Regions from separate parts of the Homo sapiens genome. Here region 1 is linked to region 2. Evidence: read pairs that join two places in POLR2A ChIA-PET (ENCODE). Cell type or tissue: PC-3. All regions are shown on one strand. Links, peaks and the distances in the headings refer to the core of each region. The heading gives the core; the rest is flanking DNA.

Region 1 (16,124 bases), core at 3,566-11,565, 82 kb before region 2:
ATACAGAGTAACTAGTTCAATTTAATTAATTTTGCTAAAGTGTATACTAAAAGAGCTCTTAAAACCTATTTTTTTAAAAAGGTATCTTTTATATGTAAAAAATTGGTGATTTTTTCATATCATACCATATAATGTCATCAGTATTAATAAAAGCTTACATTAAAATCATTAAAAACATGTATCTAGTAAATAGATGACAACAATAGAAAATAGTCCTTGTTACTATTTTCTATACAAACAAGTTACTAAAGTTTTTTAACCTGTGGGGAGGGGGCTCAGTTTTCTTAACAGAAAAGTGACATGTTTAGAGTGGACATGTCACACACACTCTAGTGTGACAGGCTTTCCAGCTCCAGAATGTCTCAGTTTGGACACTGTCAAATCATTCATGCCTTTGTCACAAAGAAGCTGGTGTCCATCTGGCATGGTAAAGAGAACAAATGTTTTGGAGGAGCTCCCCAAAAGTCTGCAGAAAGAATGACCTTTCCATTTGGTGGTTATTAACTAACAAGGAGATTCAAAATAGAAAATGAACAAGAGAATAATTTGACGGCCTGGAGAGTGTGTTCCAGCTCCTTGATTGTGCGCGTGCTTGTTTTATCCTTGACTGTTAATTGTAATGGAAGACAAGGTTTTATTCCTTATGGAAACTTCTTTAGTGCTCAGATGGGCAAGTGATGTGTGTGGTGACTGTCAGTGGATGGATCAAGAGTAGATTGTAGAGTTTGCTGCTGCTCAGAAGCAAAATTAATAAATACCTGAAAAAAACCATAAAAATGTTGTTTACTTATAAGAATACAACCCTTTGGTCTCACTTATTAGAAAGGAGACATTGTCTCAGAACACTGGCCAACTTGCCCTAAAAACCACAGATCATTAATTCATACCATTCCCTCCCAAATCACATAAATATATAAATCCATTGAGGACACAACTCTAAGAACATTCATATTTCTAGACAATTATAATAATAAATCACCTAGAAGTTCTCAATACCTTAAGCCTGGTTTTAGAAATATGTCGTGATGTATTTTTATATTCCTGGTACTCTTAGTAAATGAAACGCTTTTTGTTTCCCCAGAAGTTAGCTATCATTTGATTACAGTGAAGCCCCCCCGAAAAGTCTTGTGGGGCTGAGTAAGGTGGAGATAGGAAGGTTAACGTGACATGATTTAATTAGTTAAATGCCCAAAATAATATGAACAAATTGAAACTCTACTGAATATCTATCTTAAGTAGAAGGGTATACAGTAAACAAACTTTCTGACACTCACCATCCTTATCATAATTTTATAAAATTTAACAAGATGAATTGAATAAAGTGGTGAATTGAAGCAATTCGATTAATTTTAAAATTGGCTACATTAGGTCTGATGAACAGACCAAAATTCAACCTCCTGAATCATTCAAGATACTATACCTGCTCCAAAGTGGTTTGGTTAATGGAATAATGCTTAATATTCAAGAAGGTTTTATTGTTCTCTATAACTTTGAACAAGTCAGCTAGGCATCCCCATCTTTTTGGCACATGATATTCTAATAAATTCAGGTGCTGTCCCTAAAAGCAAAAAAAAAAAAAAAAAAAGTATCATATAACTAGCATTATTAAACAAAATTGATCATACTACATTTAATTGGCAAAAAAATTCAGTTACGTTTTCTCAACCTACACTTAATTTTGTGAGTCTCCAATGAATGCTTATTGATGACAATTTTTCATGGGGTATATTTGACAAACAACGTTCAACTGAGTGGCATTGCTGTTCTGCCCCCTGATATGCTCTAACCTTGCAACAGCATGGGGAAGCCCTGTTTAAGGAATCATAAGATGCCCAAAGATATTTGAAATGTAGGAATTTAACATGGCCTAACAGAGACGGATGGAAGGGCCCTGAGTTTTACACTGGGACTTGGGCTTATCTCTCACTATTCTCATCATTAGCTGAGCAACACTTGGGAAGATATTTAAACCTCTGATCCTTGTCTTCATGTATGCCAATGGAGATAATTATGTCTGTTTTATAGGGTGACTCAGAGTCATAATTGAGCATGAATGACAGTCTCACACAGCATGCTTCTTGCATAGTAGGATTTCACTAAATGACAGTTGTTGAAATAAATAGAACATAACTACTTTATGGACTACAGCCTCCTAGAAGTTATAATAAACTAGCATCCCACAGTTATCCAAGAGATTTTTAGACAGTGCTTCTCAAACTTCAGTGTTCATAGGAATCTCCGGGTCACCTTGTTAAAATGCAGATTCCCATTCAATAGGTTGGGGCCTGTGATTCTGCATGTCTAACAGGTCCCAGGCAATGAAGATGCTGCTGGTTCAGTGACCATACTTGATGACAGCAAGTTTATAGAGGATTGTGATCTCAAGCATAGGGCTATTTCTGTGAAGCAATGCTGAAACCATCAAGCCTATAAACCCTACAGCAAATATATGGAAGAGATTAGCTTTTGCAATCTTCTATGCTGAACAAGATGAGTTATGCAATGGACCTGTGCCCACAGATAAGAGGCGTGATATGTAATCACAGGCTGCTCTGGCCAATCCAGGAAGCAATTAAGCAGGCTTGTCACTCTTCAGAGTGGTCAAGCAATATCAGCTATCCATGCTATTTTTGGTAGGGAGGCAGGGCCTATACTTTGCAATGTGGCTAAGGTAACAAGTAGTATCTTATAACAGCATAGAATAAAAACAAAAAAAGACAGGTACATTTATTATTTTTTTTTAGCTGAAAACAAAGAAATAATACAAGATATTAGCACTACCTTGAACTGAATTCCTGGAAAATAAAGCTTCAAGTGGTCAGAAACAGTGCAATGTTGATTTGCTTCCTTACAGAGCCAAACTTTGACTGTATAACCATCACCAAACCTGAGAGTTAAATAAAATAGAAACATGATTATTATCATATTGACCTAAGATGAGTAAATTCTAAGTCCATTTTCACACAGAGGGAGAAAAAGGAAGTAATTACTCCAAATTGTTGGGAGTTTGGATTCTCAATATAAGACACAGAAATTAATTGTAAGTCAATTATACAGTTAGTTGTTTTCCATTTATATTGACACAGACACTGAATTACCTTAAAAAAATTATCAGCAAGTCCCAGAATCAACACCCAGTCAATAAAAGAGGGAAGGTGAAAATGCAAACGGTGAAAGCAAAGTCCTGAGCTAGTGGAAGTGGGAAGCTGGGCTGGAAACTGGCCCTGGGAAGCATGATTGCTGGCCTTATTGCTTCAAGGTCTGTACTGATTAAAATTTGGCTGGGAAAAGATGAAAGGGATTGCATATGTAATTACCAGGCACTTGTTTGTTTGTTATATAAAAAAGTTATCCCAATTGTACTTCAACCCAGCCTAGGTGGACAGGCCCTATGACTGCAAAGGAAGTCTCCTGCCTAAGGGGCTCTGTTCCTCACATTGTAGAGTTATAGACAGTAGTTCCACTGGTGTCCCATCAGCAAGACATGAGCTCATACTCATACCCTAAGGTAACCTCAAATAGCAATCTCCAGGAATGTAGGGGTCCTCCAAAAACTATATGAATTATTCTACTCCCTTATCTCAGGTGGTGTTGGGCACATCATAGCATCCCAAAAAAAATCAGAAATACATGAATATACTCTGATGACTAAAATCTCTGTCCATTTTGTTCACTGAAGCATCTTTTCTAAGTACCAAGCACAGTATGAGTACCTAGTACCTAGCACTGGTAAATATTAGTTTAATGAATGAAATGGCATGCCCAGTCTTAGCAATCATACTCATCTCATTTACAAAGCATTGCTGGGGGAAAATGTGTTACACTTAAGTAAATTTCCCCTAAATGAGGCTGATCCCTAACAGATTTATGGTCAAATTATTTTTCAAGTCTGTCTGGTAAAGACAGGGGACCCAAGACAATGTGACCTTGTTTCAGTGACATAGATCACCCTTGTGAGCACCCATGGAGCTCTTTGCCCTGGTGTTCTGTTTTTCTGTCCTCTTGTCTTAATTTCAGGCTGTCAGATGTCACTTCCCTCTGAGGTCTGTGCATGGCCACAGTAGCCTCCCATCATTCGAGTTAATGGTTTCTAATCTTCACATGGCTGAGAGGTTGGTGAGGACACTGACAAAATATACATAAAAGCATACGGACATGCACCTCTCTAACATTTCTATTTGGCTATCTCTCAGAATTGTTAAAGGCCAACACATTGGGTTGGTACAAGAGGTATATATTCTGTGGCCATCCCCCTTCTCAGCAGTATGTTACAAGCTATGCTGCTGAATAACACGATCAACCCATTGTGTCTTCACCAAATCCCCCAAAGTGGGTCTATATGTCCACGTTTCATGAAAAGAAGGGATTGAGGCCTAGGTGGTTGAAGGGGCTTCCCAAGGTGAAGCACCATGTCACTGGAGCTTTGTAAATGCTCCTGGGAGAGCTCTCAGCTGTGTCTGGGCATAACATTATGTTCCAGGGCAGAGGGGATGTGTTGCATGGAGATGTGTTTCTGGTCTCATGTTTATTAATGATTCTGATGGCATGACAAAATGTAGTGTTTGCACTACTGAATCCAGCTCCTCCACGTACCAGTTGTTTGACCCTGGAAAGTCTGGTAAATTTTCTAACCTCAGTTGCCTCATCTAGCAAATAGATTAATTATAGTATCTGCCTAATAAGGTTGTGAGAGGACTGACTGAATTAATCCTTGCAAATTACTTGGAACAATGTCTGGCACTGTGTAACTAAGTAGATAAATAAGCAGTGAAATTTAGGATCTATTCAGAATATGACCAGAACAGAAGAATGTTCTTCTTGGAGTGAAGAAGGCCACTATTTATTTGGAGAACTTAGATAAAAGCAGATAAAACAATTCAAACATGAATAGGAAGCATTATATAAAAATACAATGGTATGAGGAGACAGTGGCACAGAGATGGCTGTATGTTCTTATGCATATTAGGATCCATTTTTACCATTAGTAGAAACTGCAGCCCTTTAAGTATATTTTGCTAATGACTTTTGAAAAATTCATGCTAAATTCCAGTAATTATCTAATAAATTCTCTATAAGCACATATGCACATTAATAATTAAAATTCTTTCAAATTAAAATTTCGTTTGAACTAAAAGAATTCCAACTTTACTGTGAAGAACATGAATTACGAAAAAAGAAAAATTACACAGAAATTAAACAAAAAGTAAATTCTACCAGTCTTCCAAAATAGAAACACTCTAGAGAAAATATGCCTGAAACAGATAGGAGATAGGTTGAAATAGGTTACTCAGGATCTCTCTAGAACAGTTAATAGTTAAGAAGACTTCTAAACGTAAAATTATAAAAGCATGGCACCTTCAACAATTTAGACACTCTTCGAAGATTATTAAATTCATTATGATGTAAATATCTAATTAATATTAGCTTGACTTTTTCATTTCTATCTATAACATACACAGTTATGTCAATAATCTAAATTCCCTGAAGGATTTATTTGATTTTCATACTTCCACAGAATAAAATGTTGCAAAATAGCCAAGGAGTCATTTATTTCTATGTTCACTCATTGATCTAACATTTCTAGATAATACGTTATGTCCACATTATTTGTATAATCGGTGATTAAATAGAGATAAATAAATGGCATTATCTGTAGGTAAAGGTGCTTACAAGAAATATTCTACAATTTTTTGAGGTACAACATTTTGGAACCACAAACATTAAATGTAATATATTAATTAATGCTAAAACAGAAGCAGGAATAATACATGAGAGGAAGAAAAAACATACACACATATATTTTGAAAGTCAGACACTTCAAGAGCAGAACAAAAGAGGTGGCAATGCACCTGCAGAGACATTTCTGAAAAATCACTTGTCAAGTTATACCAAGTGCCTATGAAGCTTTGCATTCCTGAGCTTAAGGCTCCCCTTATAAAAGTCCTTCCCCCCAAATTAAAAGTCATAATTTATAACAAATACATTGATTTCAGCCTCAACTATTAAAAATCTCTACAAATAATATTTAATGAAGAGAAAATGGCTATTATATAATATTAAGTGCAAAATAGAAAATCATAGACTCAGTATTACATTAATGATGTAAGTATGTTTGCACATATTTACAGTCAGACTGAAATAAATTCTGGAATGTTATCCGGACAAGAAATAATCGCATAACCATTAGGTTTTATTCTTTATACTATTTTGAATTCTAAAATAATGAGCACATAAAACTTTATCATTAGAAAGAAAAAATATACATGGCTTCTAAGAGAATTAAAGGAACATACTAATGTCTCATACTCTACGACTGTATTTCAGTTTCTGATTTTAAAAATCATTTATTTAGGAACTTTTTGTCACATTGCCTCTAAAAATTAAACGCATAAAATTCTTCTTGGTATAGAAACTAATCTTAGACTTTAGAAAATAACAGGATTTGTAAAATATGTAATATTTGTATTATGTGTTTATAGATATATGCCCACTGATTTCCATCATCTGCCCCACGAGGAGTCTATTCACACTCACATCCACAACCCCATACATGTGCTATTCCCTACACATATCTGAGTAGGAAATACCTTTAAAGATGACTTCTCCCTCATCCACCACAGGGCAAGAGCAGAGAGCGGAGGGGGACCAGGCCTCCCGTGGTCTCACGTTAAGCTCTCATCCAGCACAAGTGTTACAGCACTGACTGTGGAATATGGGGTCCCCGCTGCCTCAGACTACATTGGTCCCTAATTCTCATCTTCCTGCCTTACCACACCACACCCCACTCCTCATGGGTTGGTGCCTCAACAAAGTACCAAATTCCAGTGATCTGTCCTCAGCTACTGAATTGTAATAGGTTTCCTTTGGATGCATGAAGAGGAGGAGAGGATGGCACTGAGGAAGGGTGGCTGAGCAAACAGCGGGATGCAAACATTTATGTGAGCACTTGATGTGTAGCTGGCATCTCTGTATTATTAATAGAAACTTCCTCATTGTAATCTCAGTCCTCATGATTACCCACTGGAAAGAAAAGGAAACCAAAAGAGAAGACTGAGGACATGAGCTCTGTCCTGTATCCTCTGTGAGTGAGGCACCAAACACATTATCCCAATTAATCCCCACAAAATACTGATGCTGCTATCTCTGCCTCTGATTTACAGAAGCGAGGTGGATCTCAGAGAAGCTACATAACTTGTTTGGGTCACACAACTCCAAGGGAATGGAGGGAGTTACAGTTCCAGCTGAGTAATTAACCTCAAAACTCCAGCCTGAAGCAGGATCTCATCTAATCGTTAATGCTCTTATATCCTTTATATTAATACTTTCACATCAATAATTTCATTTTACTCTTATCACACCTGTACATGGACTAGAATGGATACCAATTCCTCTCTATAAAATGCAAAAATTTGAGGCCCAAAGAGATCAGGAGATTTTTTCTTTGTCACTCAGCTTATTAACTAGCAGAGCTGAGACCATGGGGCTTACCTCACAACCATGTCCCTTCACTGCAAGCACCTTTATTATTTCAACTTCAGTTAAGTTTGATTTGGATCATTTTCCAATCATTGCATATGCAAATCAGAATGGCTGTGAGGATTACAGACCCAAGGTATTAACATAAAGAGAGCCTTTGACAAATAACAACAACAACAAAACAGTGTTTGGCAGCTGGCACTCACATTCCTCCTGGAGAAGAAAACCTCTTTGAAAACAGCCTCAATACACTTCTGAGTTTAAAGACGAGATCGTATAGGGACATGACAGCTTCACAATAAAAAAGAAGCTTGATTCATGTTAATACACATCACTCCATAAACACTGCTCTCTGTGGCTGGATGTGTCACTTTCTTAAATGACTCCACCATTCATAGATCCAAATTAAAGTGGTTGGGTCAACGTCACCTCCAGGAAAGGCCAACAGAACTGTCTCAGAACTCCGGAGGCCATGTCAGCTTCATGTCTGAAAGACTCTGACTCAATATCAAACTCTTCAGCTTGTCCATGAGGCTCTCCATGATGTAACGAGTGCCTTCCTCTCTGACTTCGCATCTAAGAGTATCCTTCATGCTACCCACAACCAGATCTCCTTTCCTCCATCCATTCAGTACTAATTCAGTGCTCACTTGTGCAAGGCCCTATTCTGGCTGTGAAAGCCCTTCCTGTGTACATGCAGGTGTATGGTGCATCCTTCAATGCCATCAGTTGTTACAGTAGAGCTCCAAGAATACAGGACACATAAACCCTTCTGCCACTGACTCTAACACCCCTGCAGATGCCCAGTTCATATTTAATGGAGTAATGAGTGAATTAAATTCCTTGTCAGACTTTGGTGTAATGAAAACAATATTTCCTTCTTAACTAAACAGCAAAATGCATATCTATTGTTTTTTTCCTTTGTTCTTTAGAGTAACCAAAGGGGATCATTTTAAAGTAAGGAACAATAGCCAAGTCAGTGGGATAAAAAAAAATACATAGCCTCATCTCCAGCATTATATCATTGTCACCAGCTAAACAAACATGATAGAGCGTTTTGTTTCCAAGGTGGTGAGGTGACAGCTATATGACTCAGCCCCTTATGTGGCCTCTTGCATTTTTAATGGTCTCTGAACATTTCCCTTCATTTCAGAAATACCCTAGAGTCTAGATAAACAAAAGATTTTTTTTTCTGTCCTTAGCCACCAAGCTATTCTCACACCAGTCACCTTGAGAGGCCAAGAGAGCTAAAGTAGTCATTGTCTTCTGATTTTCTTTTCTTTCTCTCTCTGTTTTTTTTTTTTTTTTTTTTTTTTTGCTTTATGAACATAATAAAGAAAACACCCCATAGAAGAAGCCATGGCAAGCTACTTTCTGGCTTGATGAGTGCTGCCCATAGAGAAGCTTACAGTACTTCGTGCGTGAGACCTGAGGAGGAAAACACCAGTATTAAAACAGGGAGCCTTCAAAGCCAGCACCCCACTCAGCCACCATCTGTGCAAAGATGGCAGCTTTGTAAGTGTTTACATAAGGAAGGGGGTGCTCTGCTGCAGGCACACAAGCAAACCCTCTCTATTCTGTTTTGCTGCAGTTTTAAGTTTTTGTAGGGACATGGTTCCCTTGGGAGAGTGGATTAAACTTCTTCTGAGTTCATTTTCAAAGGCTTTGCAAATAACCTCTATCGTCTCCAGTCAGATCCCATGTAATACAGCCCTTAAATAAATAATGTAATAATAAGAAAAAATGCATAATTGCCTTAACAGAGAAGAATTGCTTTAAGATTCAACCTCCCTCCCATTGTTAAGAAAAGGCTTTGATAAGCCAGGCTCTGGGTAAGTGACTCTGGGCCGAAATGTGCCTGGAACTTTCCAACTGGATGCCTGAGTAATGACAGCACCCTGGCAGCCAGGGGCACAAGAGGGGAAACAGCTGAGGATGCAGGGAGGGGCCAGGTGGACGGACAGCCCAGGGATTCACAATTACTTCTCTCTTCAGGCCCACATTCAAAAATGTTGGAAAATTACTAAATTCATGGAATTATTGATACATTTGGGTGTATGGTGGCGGGGGTGATAATGTGGCTGGCTCCCCAGGCACTGGAGCACATGCCCAGGCAGGACTGCACAGGCTCAAAAACAGGGCAGGGCACACAGGCCTCTGACTCACCAGGAGTTCATAGAACCCTTGAGACAAGGGTCCTGGACTCCCTGGCATGAAATCAGGCACATTTTCCTAAATCTCCCATGGGCAGGAAAGACCCAAGTGACAGCTGAGTTATGAAAGTGAATCAAGACAGTGAATCTTTTCCATGTTACTCTGGATCCTTTCAAACACTAATTACAAACTAGAGGAGCTATAACATAGAAAGTACTAACTGGGATCTGCTTCTCCACGTTATGGTTGGGGGATGCCTATATGGGAGGCGGCTGACTCCTTGCTTTGTGAACAGTTGTGCTAGAGTGATTGATAAAGTCTTCTCAAAAGGCTGGTGCTTGCCTTTTAATCATTCAAATATGCCTCTGTACACAATAAAATTAATACTATAAATATTTACAATAATGAGAAGAAAGCAGGGGCTGTAAAAAGTCAATATGGATGTTAAAATTGGACTCAAAAACAATAGAACTAGACTCCCTATTTTACGGGCACAGTCACTTTAGGTGCAGGTACAATACCAGCATGAAATAGATATAAATAGATGTCTTTGAAAGCATTTAGCCAAGGCTTCCATCAGGACAGTATGAGGAGTTCTGCAGACTCATTTCCCAGTAAGACTGCTGAAAACTATTTTTTAAAAAACAGTAAAGTCTCCAAAATGCTATTTTTCTGTATACAGCAAGATAAAAAATATAGTTATTCAAGAAAGTCTACTAAAACTGAGTAAGAACAGTAATAGTCTGTGGCATTTAAAACAAGATCTACTCTTCTGCTACCTCCCAGCTCAGGGAAATGGAAACTCCACTCCAGCCTGCTGCATCCAAGAACACAGGGCTCTCTCCCACCTTAGCTCTCTGTAAGTGAGCTGTCTTCCCCTCTCATTCTGGCCCCAGCTACATGTTCATGAGGTTAAGCTGCCAGTGAGTACAGATGAGAGGTGATGGTGCCCTTTTTTTACCCAGCTCTACCTCATTAGACAAAGGCTCATTAGACAGAGGCTTTAAATTAAGAACAGCATTGCCGAGAATATTGGGGTCCCCCTTGTTCTTGCCTCATATCATGGTGTGGGGTTTCCACATGGGAGAAGCAAGCTGAGAGAATCTGAGGTCACTGTCCTCCCTCTCCCATGAGTGTTCAGCTCCTAAAGTGGGAGGGTCATTCAGAAAGAAACATGATGTTGCTCCCATTTCTAGCTCCAGAAATGTGGCTCATATATGTTTCCTTGCCTCTAAAGAAGCAAGCCATAAACAGATAACTGCTAATCTATCCCCAAAGGGACTGTTTTGTTGTTTTAGTTTTTAGGTTTTTTTTTTTTTTTTTTGGCAACAAAATGTGGAGAAGTTCAACCATAAGGGTGTTCTTAATAACTGGAACCTGTGGTGAAAGGCAATTGGGAGATTGATAGATTCATCGGAGATACAGGCTAAACTACAGGCTGTCTAATTTACCAGAGAGAACCAGGGAGACCACTGGAAGGAGCCCTCCCAGTGGCAAATTTGTGATTAAAACAAATCTCAAACACTGATCTCAGGAAGGAGTCCTTTAACACAGCCTAAATTTTATGAGATTTATATGTAGAACAATTTATGCCCATGATATTGTTGAAAACAATACAGCAATGAGTGAATCTTACCAGCTGCGTGTGGGTAAAACAACGAGGCAGAAGCAATCCCAAGTTACTTTATAAAATACTTTGAGATGAATGAAAATGAAGGGACAACATTCCAAAGCTTATGAGACGTAGCTAAAGCAGTGCTTGGAGAAACATTTATAGTAATAATACTTCCATTAACATGTAAGAAAAATTACAAAATAATACTCAACTGTATACCTTAAGAAACTGGAAAAAGAAAAGCAAACTAAACCTAAAGCAAGAAGACAGGAAATAATAAAGTTGGAGTGGACATTGATAAAATCAAGAATATAAAAACAATAGAGAAAAATGAAACTAAAGTTGATTGTGGAAGTTTGGAATGCCATATGGAATATGGCTATGAAAAAAAATCAACAAATGTGATAAATATTTAGCATAATTGACCAAGAAAAAAAGAGAGATGATTCAAATTACTAGTATCAGAAATGAAAGAGAAAGCATTACTGCTGACCTTACAAAAACAAGCCATCCTTGATGGTTTTACTGGTAAACCAAATGTTTTAAGAAATAATACCAATTTTTCACAAACGTGTTTAAAAAATAGAAGTGGAGGAACACTTTCCACCTCACTCTTTGAGGCCAGTGTTACCACAATACCAAAACCAAAGACATCACACACACGCAATCTCAAAAGAAAGGAACATTACAGACCAATGTCTCTTAAGAATATGAACACAAAAATCCTCAACACAATACTAGAAAATTAAATCCAATAATATTGAAAAAAATTATACATCATGATCAAGTGAGATTTATTCTAGAAATGCAGTTTGTTTATCATTCAAAAGTCATTAATTTTTTTGTTTACCCAGAAGTCATTCAGGAGCAAGTTGTTTAATTTCCATGTAATTGTGTGGTTTTGAGAAATCTTGGTATTGATTTTTATTTTATTTACATCTCTCTGTCATCTATCTATCTATCTATCTATCTATCTATCTATCTATCTATCTATCTATGTATCTATCTATCTATGTATCTATCTACCTATCTATGAAAGAGAAGTGTCTCACTCACTCTGTCACCCAGAGTGGAGTGCAGCAGTGCAATCTTGGCTCACTGCAATTTCTGTCTCCCAGGTTAAGGTGATTCTCCTGCCTCAACCTCCCAAGTAGCTGGGATTATAGGTGCGTGCCACCACACCTAGCTAATTTTTGTATTTTTTTTTTTTTTTTTAGTAGAGAAAGAGTTTCACCACGTTGGCCAGGCTGGTCTCAAACTCCTTGCCTCAAGAGATCCATCCACCTTGGCCTCCGAAAATGCTGGGATTACAGGGGTGAGCTACCGCACCCAGCCTAATTTTTATTTTTTATATTCCATTGTGGTTCAAGATTTCAATTTTTTGAATTTATTGAGACTGGCTTTATGGCTGAGCATGTGGTTGATTTGAGAGTATGTTTCATGAGCAGATGAGAATAATGTACATTCTGTGGTTGATGGGTAAAGTAGTCTGTGGATGCCTATTAGGTCCAATTTGTCAAGTGTCAAAGTTAAGTCTAGAATTTCTTTGTTAGCTTTCTGCCTCAATTATCTGTCTAATGCTGTCAGTGGGGTGTTGAAGTCCCCCAGTATTATTATGTGGCTGCCTAAGTCTTTTCATAGTTCTAGAAGTACTTGTTTTATGAATTTGAGTGCCTTTGGTCATTCCATATTTGTTTATTTATCTTTTTATTATTGAGTTGAGATATATATCTACAGCTATCTATCTTCTGGATGCCAATTTCTTATCAGGTAAATTTTTCCTATTCTGTTATCTTTTCACACTTTTGATAGTGTCATTTAAAGCATAAACATGTTTAATGTTGATGACAATTAATTTACTTTTTGTCTTTTGTTGTTTGTTGTGTTTTTGGTGTCATATCTGAGAATCCACTGACAGTTTCAAGGTCATGAAGATTTATCCCTATGTTTTCTTCTAAGAGTTTTACAGTTTTAGCATTTACATTTAAGTCATTCATTCACCTTCAGTAATTTTTTTGTATTAACTGTGTGAGAGGTAGGGGCCCAGCTTCATACTTTTGCATGTGACTGTCCAGTTCTCCTAGCACTACTTATTGAAAACACGATTTGAAAATCCTATCCACCCCATTGGCTCCTCAGCCAAGCACATACACCAAATGTCTGAATAGTCTTTTCAACATCAAATGTTCTTAGCACCCTTGCAAAAATCAGTTGACCATAAAGCCCAGGGTTTACTCCTGGACTCTTAATTCTATTTCACTGATCTACAGGTATATCCTATTGTGAGTACCACATGCAAATAAATGAAGTTGGGACCCTACCTCACACACAGTTAATACAAAAAAGAATTACTAAAGATGAATCGAAGACTTAAATGTAAGTGCTAAAACTATAAAACATTTAGAAAAAAATCTGGGGGTAAATCTTCATGACCTCGGATTTGGCAATGAATCCTTGGATATGACACGAAAACCACAAACAACAAAAGAAAAAAAGATTAATTAAGTATCATCAAAATTAAACATGTTTGTGCTTTCAAGGGCAATACCCAAAGTGTGAAAAGACAGCCCATAAAATGGGAAAAATTCAACTGATAAGAAATTGGCATCCAGAAGATAGATATAGATATAGATCTCAACTCAATAATAAAGACAAATAAACCAATATAAAAATGGCCAAAGAGCACCCAGACTCATAAAACAAGTACTTCTAGACCTACAGAGACTTAGGCAGCCAGAAGTCCTAGCCAAAGCAATCAGGCAAGAGAAAAAAGTAAAGAGCATTCAAATCAGAAAAGAGGAAGTAAATCTATCTCTGTTTGCCAATGATATGAATGTGTAACTAGAAAACACTAAAGACTCCTCCAGAAGACTCCTGGACTTGATAAATGAATTCAGTAAAGTCTCAGTTTACAAAATCAATGTGCACAAATCAGTAGCACTGCTATACACTAACAACAACCAAGCTGAGAATCAAATCAAGAACTCAATTCCCTTCACAAAGCTGCAAAAACACAAAATACCTAGGAATATACTTAGCCAGGGAAGTGAAGGATCTCTACAAAGAAAATTACAAATGCTAATGAAAGAAATCATATATGGCACAAATAAATGGAAATACATCCCATGCTTATGGATTAGAAGAATCAACACCATAAAAATGACCACATTTCTAAAAGCAATCTACAGATTCAATGTAATTCCTATCAAAATTCCAATATCATTATTCATAGAATTAAAAAAAAACTATTCTAAAACTCATATGGAACCAAAAAAACAAAAAGAAAGAAAAAGCTCCAATAGTTAAAGCAATCTTAATAAAAAAGAACAAAGCTGGAGCCATTACATTATCTGAATTCAAACTATGCTATAAGGCTACAATAACCAAAACATCATGGTACTGGTACAAAAACAGACACATAGACCAATGGAAAAGAATACAGAATCCAGAAATAAAATTGTACACCTACAACTATCTAATCTTTAGCAAAGCTGACAAAAATAAACAATGGGGAAAGGACTACCTATTTAATAAATAGTGCTGGGATAAGAGGCTAGCCACATGCAAAAGAATGAAACTGGACCCCCATCTTTCACCATGTATAAAAATTAAAATGGATTAAAGACTTAAATATAACACTACAAACTAAAAAAATCATAGAAGAAAATCTAGGAAATATCATTCTGGACATCAGCCTTGACAAAGAATTTATGACTAAGTCCTCAAAAGCAATTCCAACAAAAATAAAAACTGACAAGTGAGACCTAAGTAAACTGAAGGGCTTTTGCAAAGCAAAAGAAACTATCAACAGAGTTAAAAATAAAAAGACAACCCACAGAATGAGAGAAAATATTTCCAAACTATGCACCCAACAAAGGTCTAATATACAGAATCTATAAGGAACTTAACAAGCAAAAAACAAATAACCCCATTAAAAAAATGGGCAAAAGACAAGAAGAGACACTTCTCAAAAGAAGATCTATAAGCAGCCAACAAACATATGAAAAAAATACTCATCATCACTAATCAACAGAGAAGTGCAAATCAAACCCACAGTGAAATACTATTTCACACGAGTCAGGATGGCTATTATTAAAAAGAAAAAAAAAAAACAGATGCTGGCAAGGCTGTGGAGAAATGGGAATGCCTATCCACTGTTGGTGGGAATGTAAATTAGTTCAGCCACTGTGGAAAGCAGTTTGGTGACTTCTCAAAAACTTAAAACAGAGCTACCATTCAACCTAGTAATCCCATTATTGGGTATATACCCAAAGGAATACAAATCATTTCACCATAAAGACACATGCATGTATATGTTTTTTGCAGAAGGTATTCATGGTAGCAAAGACATGGAATCAACCTAAATGACCATCAGCTAAATAAAGAAAATGTGGTACATATATACCATGGAATACTGTGCAGTCGTAAAAAAGAACAAGATCGTGTCTTCTGCAGCAACATGGATGGAGCTGGGGCCCATTAACCTAACTGAACTAATGCAGAAACAGAAAACCACATACCACATGTTCACACTTATATGTGGGAGTTAAACAACGAGTATGCATGAAAACAAAGAAAGGAACAATAGACACTGGAGCCTACTTGAGGGTGGAGGATGGGAGGAGAGTGAGGATTGAGAAACTACCTATAGGATGCTATTTGCATTGCCTGGGTGATGAAATAACGTGTACACCAAACCCCCATGACATGAAATTTACCTATATAAGAAATCCACACCTATACCCCTAAAACTAAAATTTTTTAAAAATTAATAAAAGACATTTTATCCTTGAAATACTGACAGGATATTATATAAAATATTTAGAGTAGTAATCCAAAAACAAAAAAGATTTTCAAAACACATAAAAATTTTAAATCT
Region 2 (16,124 bases), core at 2,794-10,793:
CACACACACACACACACACACACACACACACACACAAGCAGTAAACAAAAACAACAAAAGCTAGACCATACACGGATATAATTAAACATGATTGGGGTGGGGGGATTTGAGGAGTCTTGCTTCCAATTAAAGACTTATGCAACTTTTCAGGCCTGACCACAGGCCATTACAAAATCTGTACCTGACAGGCCTCATGGGGGAAAGTTGCCCTTCCTCTATGAGACTTGGTGCACAGCCAACACACTGAAGTCTCTGAGAGAAGTCCCAGTCAAGGTCTCAGGCTCCTTTGGCCAGGCATGCTCTTACATGTATTGGCATTTCTAGCCCAGGTGACTTCATTCTTATCTCTTTATCTGAGTCCTTCATCATCTCTGCTGAGACCTCATCATGGGAGGAGCAAGGGAGAACCTTAATGACACATTTCCCTACTCCGACTAGGTACCCAATACTTTTCCACCCTAGCCTTTAACCCTCTCTTTCTTCAGGAAATATAAATAACCCAAACTGACCTCACAGATGAGCAAACAATGACCAATTATTATTTAGAAATTGGAAAGAATGTGCTGAAGAACAACTCCTTCTCACTGTAACACAAATCTACACATAGAAGGTACACAAAACTAAACAAGAAATCTGTGAAGAGAAATGCTGCATGACTGGGGAAAACTATACCTTTCAGTGACTTTGACACACCTTGACTGTACCTTTTTATAGCCTGGATATTTATACCATGGCCATGCATTGCATATTTAAAAATATTTTAAATGATCATGCCAAATGCAAATGCTAAAGCAATATCACAAGACATATATATAAATATATATACACACATAATATATATATGTAGATACACAGACATATATATATATATACACACATACATATATGTAATAACTCAAAGCTATAAGGCATCATCATTCTTTTTGGAAATCACAACATATTAGTATCATTACAGAGGATGATACCACATGTTTATATTATTTATGCTACATAATTTTGGCAACCATCTACCGTATTCACAGGTAACAAATTATATCAAAATCACAACTTTATGCCTTTCAGTTTCAGGATGCATATGTACCTTTGAACATGTAACAAACACCAAAAAATAAAATAATAACATCTAAAAGTAAAGACAGCATCTAGTCCCCCAGTGGTTCCTTTTTCATGTTCTCTGTTGCTTATTAACATGTCACTCTTCAGAAAATCCTGACTCAAACATCTCTACTTCAGAATTATATTTGATTCTATTTTTTTCACTGGCCCTGGTCAAGAGTTAGGTTCTATGGTACCCAATCTATGTTTGCATATGTCATTTCTGCTTCTTTAACTCCTCAGCTCTTCTCTTTGTTTCATTCCCCATGGTCCCTTGCCTAGATATCTGAAGAAAAGAAGAGTTTTTGCCCATGGTGATTCACACTTTATCTTATCGGATTTATTATTCAAAACCAAAGCTCTAACTTCCAACCTTAGATGTCATTAAGGAATGACATTTCTAATATTTCCCTAAAATGCCCATAGAATTAAAAACTCAGCCCACAAAAAAGCAGTATAATAATAACATTAGAAGGTGTCTTAATAGTTACAAGACAGAAGTGAAGAGTGGCACTAAAACAACCAAAAACTATCACAACTGCAGCTCAGATCATAATAAGGATTCAAATCATAAAGAGAGAATATATGAAGAAAAAAAAGGCAGGCAAACTTTGTATCCACCTCCCCCCCCATACATATGCATATGTCCTCTGAACCCCGGCTCACAGAGGAAGGAAGCTTTCCAACCAGAAGACAGGGCACTTTGCTCCTCAAACACTGGGGGCTGCTTATGAGACGGGGCCTGTTTTCATGTTCTACACTTATTCAGAAAGCTTTCAGAAAAGACAGCCTGCAAAAGAATGAAATTGGACACTTATCTTATGCGATATCCAAAACTCAATTCAAAATAGATTACAGATTGAAACATAAGACCCAAATCTATAACATTCGTAGGAAAAAAAAACATAGGAGAAAAAACTACATGACTTTGGTCTGGGCAATGATTTTTTAGACTTGACTCCAAAAACTCAAGCAATAGAAACAAAGACAAACGGGATTATATCAAAATAAAAAGCTACTGCACATCAAAGAAAACAGCAGTGAAGAGACAATCTATGGATTGGGAGAAAATATTTGTAAGCCATATATCTGATAAGCTATTAATATCCAAAATATATAAGAAATTCAAACAAACTTTCTCAGAAAGAAAACCAATAATCTAATTAAGTAATGGGCAAGAAACACATTTCTAAAAATAAGACATCTGAATAGCTAACAGATACATGAAGAAATGTTCAACATTTCTAATCATTAGGGAGATGCAAATTAAAAACACAATGAGATATCGCTTTACATTTGTTAAATCTGTTATCAAAAAGAGAAAAGACAAGTGTTGGTGAGGATGTGGAGAAAAGGGAACCCTTACATGCTATTGATAGGAAAGTGTATTAGTATAAACATTATGAAAGAGAAAGTATAAAGATCACTCAAAAAAACTAAAAATATAATATTATTTGACCCAGCAATTCTGATTCTGGGTATTTAACTGAAAGATTTGAAATCATTATGTTGAAGAGTTAGCTGTAGTCCCATGTTCATTGCAGCGCTATTCACAATAGCTAAGTTATGGAATCAACCTGCATGTCCATCAAGGGATGGATAAATAAAGAAAATGAATAAAGAAAAAATATATATGCATACATACATACATATATATACATATACATACAATGGAATACTATTCAGCCCTTAAAAAGGAAGAAATTATGTCATTTGTGATGATATGGACAGAATTAGAGAACATTATGTTATGGGAAATAAGTCAAATACAGAAAAACAAATACCACATATTGTCACTAACATGTGGAATCTAAAACAACTGAAATCACAGAAACAGACAGTAGAATCATGATTACCAAAGACTGAATGGTGAAGAGAATCAGAAGATAATAGTCAAAGCATACAAAGGCTCAATTAGATAGAATAAATAAATCTGATTTTATTTTGAGATCTATTGCACAACATGCTAAATACAGCTAATAACTGAGTACTGTACATTTCAATATTGCTAGAAAGTAACCGTCTAATATGCTTATCACACAAAAGTTAAAATATTTGAAGTAATGGGTATGCTAATCAGCTTAATTTAGTTATTCCATATTCTCATCAAAAATCACAATAGAGGTGGAACAAGATGGTAGAATGGAAGCCTCTACTGATTGTCCCTCCTGCAGAAACACCAAATTTTAACAACTAACTACACACAAAAAAAGCACCATCATAAGAACCAAAAATTAGGTGAGCAATTACAGTACCTGGTTTTAACTTCATATCACTAAAAGAGGCACTGAAGAGGGTGGGAGAGACAGTCATAAATCGCTGATTACATCCCTCCCCCATACCCCTGCAGCAGCTGTATGGTGTGGAGAGGGAATCTGTGCACTTGGGGGAGGAAGAGCACAGTGACTGGGGGACTTGGCACTGAACTAAATGCTGCCCTGTCACAGCAGAGAGCAAAATCATGCAGGGCTCAGTCAGTGCCCACACATGGAGGTAGCATTTGGACCAGCCCTAGCTGGAGGGGAGTCATCCATCCCAGCAGTTGGAACCTGAGTTTCAGCAAGCCTTACCATCTCTGGCTAAAGGGCTCTAGGGTCCTAGGTAAACTTGAAAGGGAGCCTAGAACACAAGGACTAAAATTCCCAGGCAAATCCTAATTCTAGGCTGGGATTACAGCCAGTGGACTAGGGTGGCATGTGACCTAGGGAGACACCAGTGGGGTCAGCTAAGGAAGTTCTTGCACCACCCTTCCCTCAACCCAAGGCAGCATAGCTGGTGGCAATGAAAGTGACTCCTTCCTTCTGTTAGAGAGGAGAGAAAAAATAAACAGGACTTTTAACAGCTCAGCCACAATCAAATAGGGCACCAGGCAAATTCATGAGGCCTCCAATCTAGGCCTTTGCTCCGGGATGACATTTCTAGAATAACTTCAGCCAGAAGGGAACCCGCTGCCTTGAAAGGAAGGCCCCAGTCGTGGCAGGACTCATCACTCGATGACGAAAGAACTTTTGAGTCCTGAATAACTGGCAGTGATACCCAGGTAATATGCCATGGGCCTTGGATGAGACTGAGTTGTGTTGGCTTCAGGAGAGATCCAGCACATTCCTAGCTGTAGTGGCTATGATAAAATAATCTTTCTGCTTGAGAAGGGCAGAGGGCAAAGGAAAGATGACTTTGTCTTGAATCTTATGTACCAGCTCAGCCATAGTGGGGTGGAGCGCTTATGGTACCTGAGTGAGCTCTTAGGGTATCAGAGTCCAAGCCTAGGCTCTTGGACATTATTTCTGGACCTGTCTTGGACCAGAAGGGAGCCCACTGCCTTGAAGGGTGAGTCACAGGCCTGGCAGCATTTATCACAAGCTGATTCTTGGGCTTTAAAGGGACATCAGCGTTGGCCTTGAAGAACTCCCTGTGAGCCAGTAGTGATGGTGGCCACTGAGAGAGGCTCCTCTGACAGTCAAAAGGGAGGAAAAGGAGGGAAGGATTCTGACTTGTGGTTTGACAGCCAGCTTAGCCGCAGCAAAATAGAGTACCAGGTAGATTTCTAAGATACTTGACTCTAATCCCTGGATCCCAGACAGCTTCTCTGGGTCCAGCCAGGGCCTGGGGGAACTCACCCCCTGAAGGGAATGACACAAACATGGCTGGTTTCTCCACCTGCTGATTGTAGAGCCCTAGGGCCTTGAGTGAACATAGGTGGTAGGCAGGTAGTGGTTATGTTAGGTAGTTAGATAGACATTAGCAGCTGAGAGGGGGCCAAAGAAGAAAGCAAAAAGGCTGCCACTATGACAGTAGCCCAGCCTTCCCCAAAAATATGGGCACAAACAAGCCCAGACTGTAAACACTAAAATAAATACTTAACTCTTCAACGTCCAGACACTGACAAACATCTCTGAACATCAAGGCCATCCAGGAAAACATGACCTCACCAAATGAGCTAAGGCAGGATCAATCCTGGAGAAACAGAGATATGTGACCTTTCACATAGATAATTCAAAATAGCCGTTTTGAGGAAACTCAAAGAAATTCAAGATAACATAGAGAAGGAATTCAGAATTCTATCAGATAAATTTAATAAAGAGATTGAAAAAATCAAAAGAATCAAGAAGTAATTCTAGAGTCGAAAAATACATTTGATTCCTGGGTGCAGTGGCTCATGTCTGTAATCCCAGCACTTTGGGAGGCCAAGGCAGGTAGATCACCTGAGGTCAGGAGTTCAAGACCAGCCTGGGCAACATGGTGAAACCCCATCTTGACTAAAAAATACAAAAATTAGCCAGGCGTGGTGGTGTGCACCTGTAATCCCAGTTACTCGGGAGGCTGAGGCAGGAGAGTCACTTGAACCTGGGAAGCAGAGGTTGCAGTGAGCCAAGATTGCGCCATTGCACTCCAACCTGGGTGACAGGGTGAGGCAGTGAGCCAAGATTGCACCACTGCACTCCAGCCTGGGTGATAGACTGAGACTCTGTCAAAAAAAAAAAAAGAAAAAGAAAAAAGAGAGAAAGAGAAAGGGAAAGAGAAAGTGAAAGGGAGAGAGAGAGGAAGGAAGGAAGGGAGGAAGGGAGGGAGGGAGGGAGGGAGGGATGGAGAAAGGAAGGAAGGAAGGAAGGGGAAGGTACAATTGACATACTAAAGAATGCATCAGAGCCTCTTAACAGTATAATTGATCAAGCAGAAGAAAGAATTGATGAGCTTGAAGACAGGCTACTTAAAAATACAGTCAGAGGAGGCAAAAGAACAAAGAACAGACAAGAATGAAGCACGCATATAAGATTTAGAAAATAGCCTCGAAAGGGCAAATCTAAGAGTTATTGACCTTAAAGTGGAGGAAGAGAAAGAGATAGAGGCAGGAAGTTTATTCAAAGGGATAATATCAGAGAACTTACCAAACTGAGAGAAGGATATCAACATTTAAGTACAAGAAGGTTATATTACGTTGGTGCAAATGTAATTGTGGTAATTACTTTTAATTGCCAAAAGTAATTACTTTTAATGTCAAAAACCGTGATTACTTTTGCACCAAACAAATAGAACACCAAGCAGATTTAACCAAAAGAAGACTACTCTGAGCCATTTAATAATCAAACTCCCAAAGGTCAAGAATAAAAAAAGGATTCTAAAAGCAGCAAGAGAAAGGAAACAAATAACATACAATGAAGCTCCAATATGTCTGGCAGCAGACTTTCAGTGGAAACCTTACAGGCAAAAAGGGAATGGCAAGACATATTTAAAGTGTTGATAGAAAAAACTTTTATCCTACAAGAGTATATCCAGTGAAAATATCTATCAAACATGAAGGGAAAAAAAAAGACTTTCCCAGTCAAAGAAAAGCCGAATGATTTCATCAATAACAGACCTGTCCTACAAGAAATGCTAAAAACATTTGTTCAATCTGAAAGAAAAGGTTGTTCATGAGCAATAAGAAATTATCTGAAAGTGTAAAGCTCACTGGTAATAGTGAGCACACAGAAAAATACAGAATATTATAATACTGTAATTGTGGTGTGTAAACTACTCTTATCAAGTAGAAAGACTAAGTGATGAACCCAATCAAAAATAATAACTACAATAACTTTTGAAGACATAGATAGTACAAAAAACTTAAAGAGAAACAAAAAAAGTTAAGAAGCTGGAGGACAAGATTAAAACCTAGAGTTTTTAGTAGTTTCCTTTTGCCTGTTTGTTTATGCAATCACTGTTAAGTTGTCATCAATTTAAAATAGTGGGTTATACAATAGTATTTGCAAGCTTCACGGTAACTCAAATCAATGAACATACAACAGATAAACAACAAAATAAAAAGCAGAAAATTAAATCATACAACCAGAGAAAATCATCTTCAATAAAGGAATAAAAGAAAGATGAGAAGATGCCAAAACAAACAGAAAACAATAACATAGCAGGAGTAAATCCTTTTTTATCAATAATATTGAGTGTAAGTTGACAAAACTCTCCAATCAAAAAACAGAGTGGCCAAATGAAAAAAAATGTACAAGACTCAATGATCTGCTGCCTACAAGAAATACATTTTTCCTATAAAAATACACATAGACTGAAAATAAAGGGATGGAAAAACTATATTCCATGCAAATGGAAACCAAAATGTAGCATGAGTAGCTATATTTATATCAGACAAAATGGATTTCAAGACAAAATCCATAAGAAGAGACAAAGAAGGTCATTACATCACGATAAAAGGGTCAATTCAGCAAGAAGGTAAAACAATTGTAAATATTTATGTACCCAACACAGGAGCACTCAGATATATAAAGCAAATATTATGAGAGATAAAGAGAGAGATAGACCTCAATATAACAATACCTGGGGACTTCAATGCCCCACTTGCAGCACTGAACAGATATTATAAACAGAAAATCAACAAAGAAACATTGGACTTAATCTGTACTATAGAACAAATGGATCTAACAGATACTGCAGAACCTTTCCCTCCACAGCTTCAGAATATATATTCTCCTTCTCAGCACGTAGATCACTGTCAAGGAAAGAACATACATGAGATCACAAAACAAATCTTAAAAGATTCAAAAACTTTGAAATAATAACAAATATCTTCCCTGACCACAAGAGAATAAAGCTAGAAATCAAGAACAAGAAGAATTTTGGAAATTACAGAGACACATGGAAATTAAACAATATGATCACAAATAACCAGTAGATTAGTAAAGAAATTAAGAAAGAAATTGAAAAATTTATTTAAATGCTAATGAGAGCACAACATACCAAAATCTATGAAATACAGCAAAAGCAGTACCAAGAAGAAAATTTATAGCTATAAATGGCTACAACAAAAAAGAAGAAAAATGTCAAATAAAGAACCTAATAATCATATTAAAGAACTAGAAAAGCAAGAGCAAACCAAACCCAAAATTGGTAAAAAATAAATAAAGATTAAAACAGAAATAAATGAATGTGAAATAAAGAAAATAATATAAACGATCAATAAAATAAAAATTTGTTTTTTGAAAAGATAAATAAAATTGACAAACCTGTAGCCAGACTGAGAAAAAAAGAGGGAAAACCTAAATAAATAAAATCAGAGATGAAAAAGGAGAAATTACAACTGATACCACAGCAATTCAAAGGATCATTAGTGGCTACTATATGCCCATAAATGGAAAATCTAGAGGAAATGGATAAATTCCTAGACACATACAACCTACCAAGATTGAACCATGAAGAAATTCAAAATCTGAACATGTGAATAACAAGTAACAAGATTGAAGCCATAATAAAATATCCCAGCAAAAAATAAAGCCTGGGACCCAATGATTTCACTGCTGAATTCTACCAAATGTTTAACAAATTAATACCAATCCTACTCAAACTATTCTGAAAAGTAGAAGAGGAGAGACTACTTCCAAACTCAATCTATGAGGCCAGTATTACCTTAATACCCACATCAGACAATATATCAAAAAAAGAAAACTATGTGCCAATATCTCTGATGAATGTTGATGCAAAAATCCTCAACAACATACAAGCAAACTGAATTCAACAATGAATTAAAAAGATCATTCATCATGACCAAGTGAAATTTATCCTAGGGATGTAAGGATGTTTCAACATATACAAATCAATCAATGTGATACATCATAACAACAGAATGAAGGATAAACACCATATAATCATTTCAATTGATACTGAAAAAGTATTCAGTAAATTCAACATCCCTTTATGATTAAAAACCCTCAAAAAACTGGGGAACATCCCTTAACATAATAAAAGTCATATACAACAGACCCACAGCTAGTATCACACTGAATGAGGGAAAACCTGAAAGCCTTTCCTCTAAGATCTAAAACACAACAAGGACACCTTCACCACTGTTATTTAACATAGTACTGGAACTTCTAGCCAGAGCAATCAAATAATAATAATAATAATAATAATAAATAATAATAATAAAGGGCATCCACACTAGAAAGGAAGAACTCAAATTATCCTTGCTGCAGATAATATTATCTTATATTTGAAAAAAATCTAAACACTCTAGCACAAAAAACTACTAGAACTGATAAACAAATTAAAGTTTCAAGATACAAAATCAACATACAAAAATCAGTAGCATTTCTACATGACAACAGTGAACAATCTGAAAAAGAAATCAAGAAAGTAATCCCATTTAATATAACCACAAATAAGATTAAATATCTAGAAATTAACCCAACCAAAGAAGTGAGAGATCTCTACAATAAAAATGGCAAAACATTGGTGAAAGAAATCAAAGAAGGAATAAAAAAATGGAAAGATATTCCATATTCATGAATTGGAAGAATCAATATTGTTAGAATATCCATATTTCCCAAAACAATCTACAGATTCAATACAATCCCTATCAAAATACCAATGGCATTCTTACAGAAATAGAGAAAACAACCCTAAAATTTATATGAAACCACAAAAGACCCAAAATAGACAAAGCTATCCTAAGCAAAAAGAACAAAACTAGAGGAATCACTTTACCTGACTTCAAAATATACTACAGAGCCATAGTAACCAAAACAGCATGGTACTGGCATAAAAACAGGCACATAGGCCAATGCGACAGAATAGAAATCCCAGAAACAAATCCATACACCCATAGGAAATTCATTTTTGACAAAGGTGTCAAGAACATACATTCAGAAGAAGATGGTCTTCAATAAATGGTTCTGGGAAAACTGGATATCCATATGCAGAGGAATGAAACTAGACCCCTATTTTCTCATCATATAAAAAGGTAAAACCAAACGAATGAAAGAATTAAATCTAACACCTCAAAATATGAAACTATTACTTGAACAGTTACTATTACTATTACTTTGGAAAACTCTCCAGGACATTGGTCTGGGCAAAAATTTCTTGAGTAATACCCCACGAACACAAGTGATCCAAAGCAAAAACAGACAAATGGGATCACATCAAGTTAAAAAACTTCTGCACTGGAAAAGAAATAACCAACAAAGTGAAGAGACAGCCCAAAGCATGGGAGAAAATATTTGCAAACTATCCATCTGAAAAGGGATTAGTAACCAGAATACATAACAAGTTCAAACAGATATACAGGAAAAATCTAATAATTTGATTTAAAAATGGGCAAAAAATCTGAATAGACATTTTGCAAAAGAAGGCATACAAATGACAAACAGGTATACGAAAAAGTTCCCAACATCACTCATCATCAGAGAAATGCAAACCAAAACTACAAAAAGATATCTCACCCCAGTTAAAATGGCTTTTATCCAAAAGACAGGCAACAAGCAACAAATGCTAGAGAGGATGCAGAGAAAAGGGAACCCTCATACACTGTTAGTAGGAATGTAAATTGGTAGTCACTATGGAGAAAAGTTTGGAAGTTCCTCAAAACTAAAAATAGAGCTACCAAAGGACCTAGCAATCTCACTCCTAGGTATATACCCAAAAGAAAGGAAATCAGCATGTAAAAGGGATATCTGCACTCCCACATTTATCACAGCACTGTTCACAATAGGTAAGATTTGGAAGTAACCTAAGTGTCCATCAGCAGATGAATAGATAAAGAAAATGTGGCACATATACACAGTGGAGTGCTATTCAGCCATAAAAGAGAATCCCATTATTTGCAACATGTATGGAACTGGTGGTCATTGTGTTAAGTGAAATAAACCAAGTACAGAAAGACAAACTTCATATATTCTCACTTATTTGTGGGAGCTAAAAATTAAAACAATTGAATTCATGGAGAAAGAGAATAGAAGGATAGTTACCAGAGGCTGGGGAGGGTAGTGGGTGTGTAGGGAGGGAAGTGGGGATGATTAATGGGTACAAGAAGTAGTTGTAAAGAATGAATAAGACCTAGTATTTTATAGCATAACAGTCAATAATAACTTAATTATACATTTTAAAATAACTAATAGTATAATTGGATTGTTATAACAAAAAGGATAAGTGTTTGAGGGGGCAGATACCCCATTTGTCATGATGTGATTATTATGCACTGTACGCCTATATCAAAGTATCTCATGTACCCCATAAATATATATAACCCTTATGTACCAACAAATATTAAAAATTAAACAACTTAAATCATAACATTACTTTGTACCCCGTAAATATATACAATTATAATTTGTCAATACATATTTTTTTCTAAAAAAAAAAAAGGCAACAAAGGTGAGGAACAATGCTCCTACAATACAAAGGAAGTACAAAGTAAAACCTTGCTAAAAACCAAGACTGAACTAAGACCTATACATTTCTATTCAACCTATGTTGTAGGTCCAAATTCTGTATCCAACCACCACCAAAGTAAGCAGAGAGAATTCTACTGTCCATTGCTGTTGATCAACATCAACTTAATAAAAAGTTTACATTTTCTTAGATGAGTAAAACAACATCCTCTAAAAATAAACAGTGGAAAAGGAACAAAATCTCTAAGATTCAGCAAAACATGTATCTGAATATTAAGGAAAGACACTGGTATTTCCAGAAGAATGCAAGATGAAGCAGCCTCAATGAAATAGAAACATAAAACCCAAGGAAAGGAATGTCTGAGATAAAATTGTAACTTTTTTTTTAAGGCCCTCCAGAATGAGAACAACAGGTTAATAGGTTAAAATTAGTAAGGACTGCAAGGAAACCAAAATTATTTTCTTAAATTAAAAACAAAACTATGAATAAAGGCTAAAAGGACAAATGAAAATACTACTAAGCCTTGATGATTTGACAAGGAGTTTAATGGGTTTTGTTTTCTTGCTTTTTTTGGTTAACTTCAGAGGAAAGAACATAAAACATGTAAATATCTGAACAAGAATCAAAGTGAGGCTGCCTTGGACCTCTCCATTGCATGCTGACTGTCAGAAGACAGTAGGATAATGCCCAGAGTCTGGTGAGAAAATGTGTGACCTTAGAATGGCATGTGCATTCTTGTCTTTCAGAAGGGAAGGCTGAAACCTACTCTCTGGTAGTCAGGGAATCAGGACAGGGAATCTCTCACTGCAGTCATCCTTTGTTACAAAAATAAAACACAACTAAGATTAATTTTACCAAACTGGGAATTAAGCATTATTATAATGAATGAAAAAGTTGGTGGTCAGTAGAAACAAATTAAAACAGACATATATCTTAAAAAAAAAAAAGAGTGCAATACATACGAATTTATTTGAAAAGAAAAAATAATAAAGTAATAACCTAAAAGCAGTCTAAATCTAAAATCAAAGAACATTATCAAGACTGAAGAGAAAAAGGACAGATCTAATAATCCTTAGATTTATGTGTCTGTAACTCAAAAATATTTCACTATTGATTCTGGAAATTCAAATTTTTGAAAAATTCAAAGGAATACAACATAATCACATGGGATTATAGTGGCAATGCAAAAGTGGTTTTAATTAATCTAGACATCTAATTAAAGATGAAGTTTAAATGTACATTTTACTTTTATTGCCTCACCAAATTCTATCAAAATGATAGCTCACTCTATAGTGAACAGTCAGTAAGCCCTAGCCATATACCAAGGGTTTTCATTAAGGATTTTAATGCTCACATATTAAGTAGGAGTAGACAATCACAAAACATTAGCTATTTGAAGGAAATATATGACATGAACAATACAAAAACAAACAAAAAACTCCAGAAAATTCAGGTAGCTGAAACAATGCAGATAAACTAATTTAAAAGAAAAATACATCAATATTTAAAGAAAAAATGATTTATTTAGATATTGCATTTCTAAAAAGTAGGATGCCATTTTTTTCATAAATAAGTCAAGAGAGAAAAAATAATTCTTGAAATATTTAGAAATATGACTAAAATAGAATGCTCAGTAAAGAGCTGGAAGGTAAAAAAAATTTTCAGTTGGCCTCTATTAGTCTTATCTGTAAAATTATTAAAAACAGTATCTGCCTGGGATGACAGTTGGTGCACACTGATAGTGTGGGGAGGTGACATAACATGGATGACCTGTGCAGGTCTGCCAAGCAGATGGATGGATGGATGGACGGATGGATGGACAGACGGATGGATAGATTAAAAAGATAGATAGATGAGATAGATAGGTATGTAGGTACGTAGATAGATAAATAGATGGATTCACAGTATTATTCAGCCAGTGGCATCATCCACTGAAAAAAGAAGAATAAACAACAACACACACATAAATTAAGAGATTTGTTACTCAAAGATAAAAAAGAAAGTAGAGACCAGGCTTGGTGGCTCACGCCTGTAATCCCAGCACTTTGGGAGGCTGAGGGGGGGCGGATCACTTGAGGCCAGGAGTTCAAAACCAGCCTGGCCAACATGATGAAACCCCGTCTCTACTAAAAATACAAAAATTAGCCAGGTATGGTGGCAGGCGCCTGTACTCCCAGCTACTCTGGAGGCTGAGACATGAGAATCATTTGAATCAGGTTGGGGAGAGGTTGCAATGAGCTGACATCGCACCACTGCAATCCAGCCTGGGCAACAGAGCGAGACTCCATTTCCAAAAAAAAGAAAAATAGAGACTTCAAAGAGTTTGGTAAAGAAGAAAATATATGAAACGCAGAATTTTCTATAAAAATAAATATTCAGCTACTTTGTGGTAAGCATAGGACAGAAATGTTAGCTATGCTTCATCTGCCTATGAAGACTTCATGACTAAAACACCAAAAGCAATGGCAACAAAATTCAAAATTGACAAATGCGGTTTAATTAAACTAAAGAGCTTCTGCACAGCAAAAGAAACTAGCATCAGACTGAACAGGGAACCTAAAGAATGGGAGAAAATTTTTGCAATCTACCCACCTGACAAAGGTCTAATATCCAGAATTTTCAAGGAACTTAAACAAATTTACAAGAAAGAAACAAACAATCCCATCAAAAAGTGGGCAAAGGATATGAACAGACATTTCTCAAAAGAAGACATTCAACTGGCCAACAAACATGAAAGAAGCTCAACATCACTGATCCTTAGAGAAATGTAAATCAAAACCACAATGAGATACCATCTCACGTCAGTCAGAATGGTGATTATTAAAATGTCAGGAAACAATACATGCTGGTGAGGCTGTGGAGAAATAAAATCGCTTTTATACTGTTTGTGGGAATGTAAATTTGTTCAACCATTGTGGAAGACGTGTGGTGATTCCTCAAAGATCTAGAACCAGAAATATCATTTGATCCAGCAATCCAATTACTGGGTATATACCCAAAGGAAAATAAATCATTCTACTATAAAGACACATGCACACGTATGTTTATTGCAACACTATTTATGGTAGCAAAGACATGGAACCAACCCAAATGCCCATCAATGATAGACTGGAAAAAGAAAATGTGGTACATGTACTCCATGGAATACTATGCAGCCATAAAAAAGAACGAGATCATGTCCTTTTGCAGGGACATGGATGAAGCTGGAAGCCATCATCCTCAGCAAACTCATAAAGGAACAGAAAACCAAACACCACATGTTCTCACTCATAAGTGGAAGTTGAACAATGAGAACACATGGACACAGGGAGGGGAACAACACACACCTGGGCCTGTTGGCGGGTAGAGGGCAAGGGGAGGGAAAGCATTAGGACAAATACCTAATGCATGCAAGGCCTAAAACCTAGATGACAGGTTAATAGGTGCAGCAAACCACCACGGCATATGTATACCTAAGTAACAAACCTGCACATTCTGCACTTGTATCCTGGAACTTAAAGTAAATTTTTTTTAAAAAAAGTAAAGAAAAAATAATGACTCCTAAATAGGCTAGAGTTGTCTGGCTATAGGTTTACCAGGCAACCACCACCCATCTCTATTTTAATAGAGATGTAGTCAAGTTTCAATCTTAGAAAGAAGCTGAGAATAATCCTCCCTTCCTGTGTGAGTCAGTAGACTCACCTGTGCCTGGCACTGACAGGATTAGAGCTCCCCAGGTGTAAGGAGCATGTAGGGAACATAGAAGCTGTGCAAGCAAGGCATGCAGAAAACACCCTGGCATGAGGGAACCTGCACATTGCTCATGGTGGCTTAGTTTCTATGTAACGAGAGCAGCTGAAAGGGAGATAAGGTCTCCCAGTGAGGACTTCCCATGAAGCGCTAGGGAGCTCAAACAATATATTAACTAAAATTTGAAGATTGGAAGTCGACATGTGAACTCTCACACAGCTCAATACATAAGCCATAGCGTGAGGTTGCTTTTGACGTTTAACAATCTGTGGACAAAAAAAAAAAAAATGTGTTACATGCTGGTGTTTTTATCATCCTTCACTCCCAGTACTGTATTACATTAACTAAAGAAAATATGGTTTTATGTTGGCATAGCCTTAGAAAGAAAAATAGATTCTAGATTAACAAAGACTTCAACTCGGCTTTTATATTTAAATGTCTGAGAAAGAAAGCAATTCCTTCCAATATTCCTCTTCAGTGAAATTATCCCTTAATTAACAAAATGCTTAGGGACATTTCTCCGCCAGGGGACTTTCAGAAGTTTTCTAATACCACTGCGTAATGAAACAAAGACTGTACCCAAGATGATTTAATTATAGTGGCATATCGGGATAGGAATATAGAAATATATGTATTCCTATAGGATAAACAATATTTTCCAGTGAAAACTAACAAATGAAAATACTCGCTGTGTATGAGCAGTTAGCAGTTTGTTATATACAGAAGATATTTTCCACTAAAAAGAACATATTATCAGTTCTAGCTATGCATCAACCTTGTTGTTCTTGAAAAGACACAAAAGACATCGTGGATGACAGAAGCCACACCACAGGTAGTGTGTTAGCAAACAGGAAGTAAACATCAACAAGTAGCAAATACAAATGCTTCTCAACTTAGGATGGGGTTACATCCCAATAAACCTATTGTAAGTTTAAAATACTGTAAGTTGAAGATGCATTTATTGCACCTAACCTACCAAGCATCATCACTTATCCTAGCCTATCTTAAGTGTGCTCAGAACACTTACATTAGCCTACAGCTAGGCAAAATCATCTAACATAAAACCTATTTCATAATAAAGTCCTGAATATCTCAAGTAATTTAGTAAATACTGTACTGAAAGTGAAAAG

Evidence for each region. ChIA-PET counts read pairs that join two places held together with the same protein. Peaks named below come from ENCODE experiments on the same cell type or tissue, not always from the same donor. Only the 100,000 strongest peaks of a DNase experiment are listed, where the experiment ranks them.
Region 1: POLR2A ChIA-PET joins it to region 2 with 9 read pairs; 2 of 35 experiments call an interaction of 5 or more read pairs at or near these places.

What each region holds. Positions count from the first base shown.
Region 1 is chr7:48,630,051-48,646,174 of GRCh38, reverse strand. ABCA13 (ATP binding cassette subfamily A member 13) reads right to left here. Exons shown (of 62, transcript NM_152701.5): 60 at 2,782-2,887; 61 at 1,421-1,558; 62 at 1-758. The coding sequence ends at 663. Among named protein-coding and RNA genes, the nearest start is that of LINC02838, 70 kb to the left of the region's middle. In PC-3, for the core only: no CTCF peak of the experiment used is centred there; a DNase peak (open chromatin) is centred at 8,554; H3K27ac peaks cover 1,810 bases.
Region 2 is chr7:48,547,707-48,563,830 of GRCh38, reverse strand. The region is part of intron 55 of ABCA13 (ATP binding cassette subfamily A member 13); the gene reads right to left. Among named protein-coding and RNA genes, the nearest start is that of LINC02838, 150 kb to the left of the region's middle. In PC-3, for the core only: no CTCF peak of the experiment used is centred there; no DNase peak of the experiment used is centred there.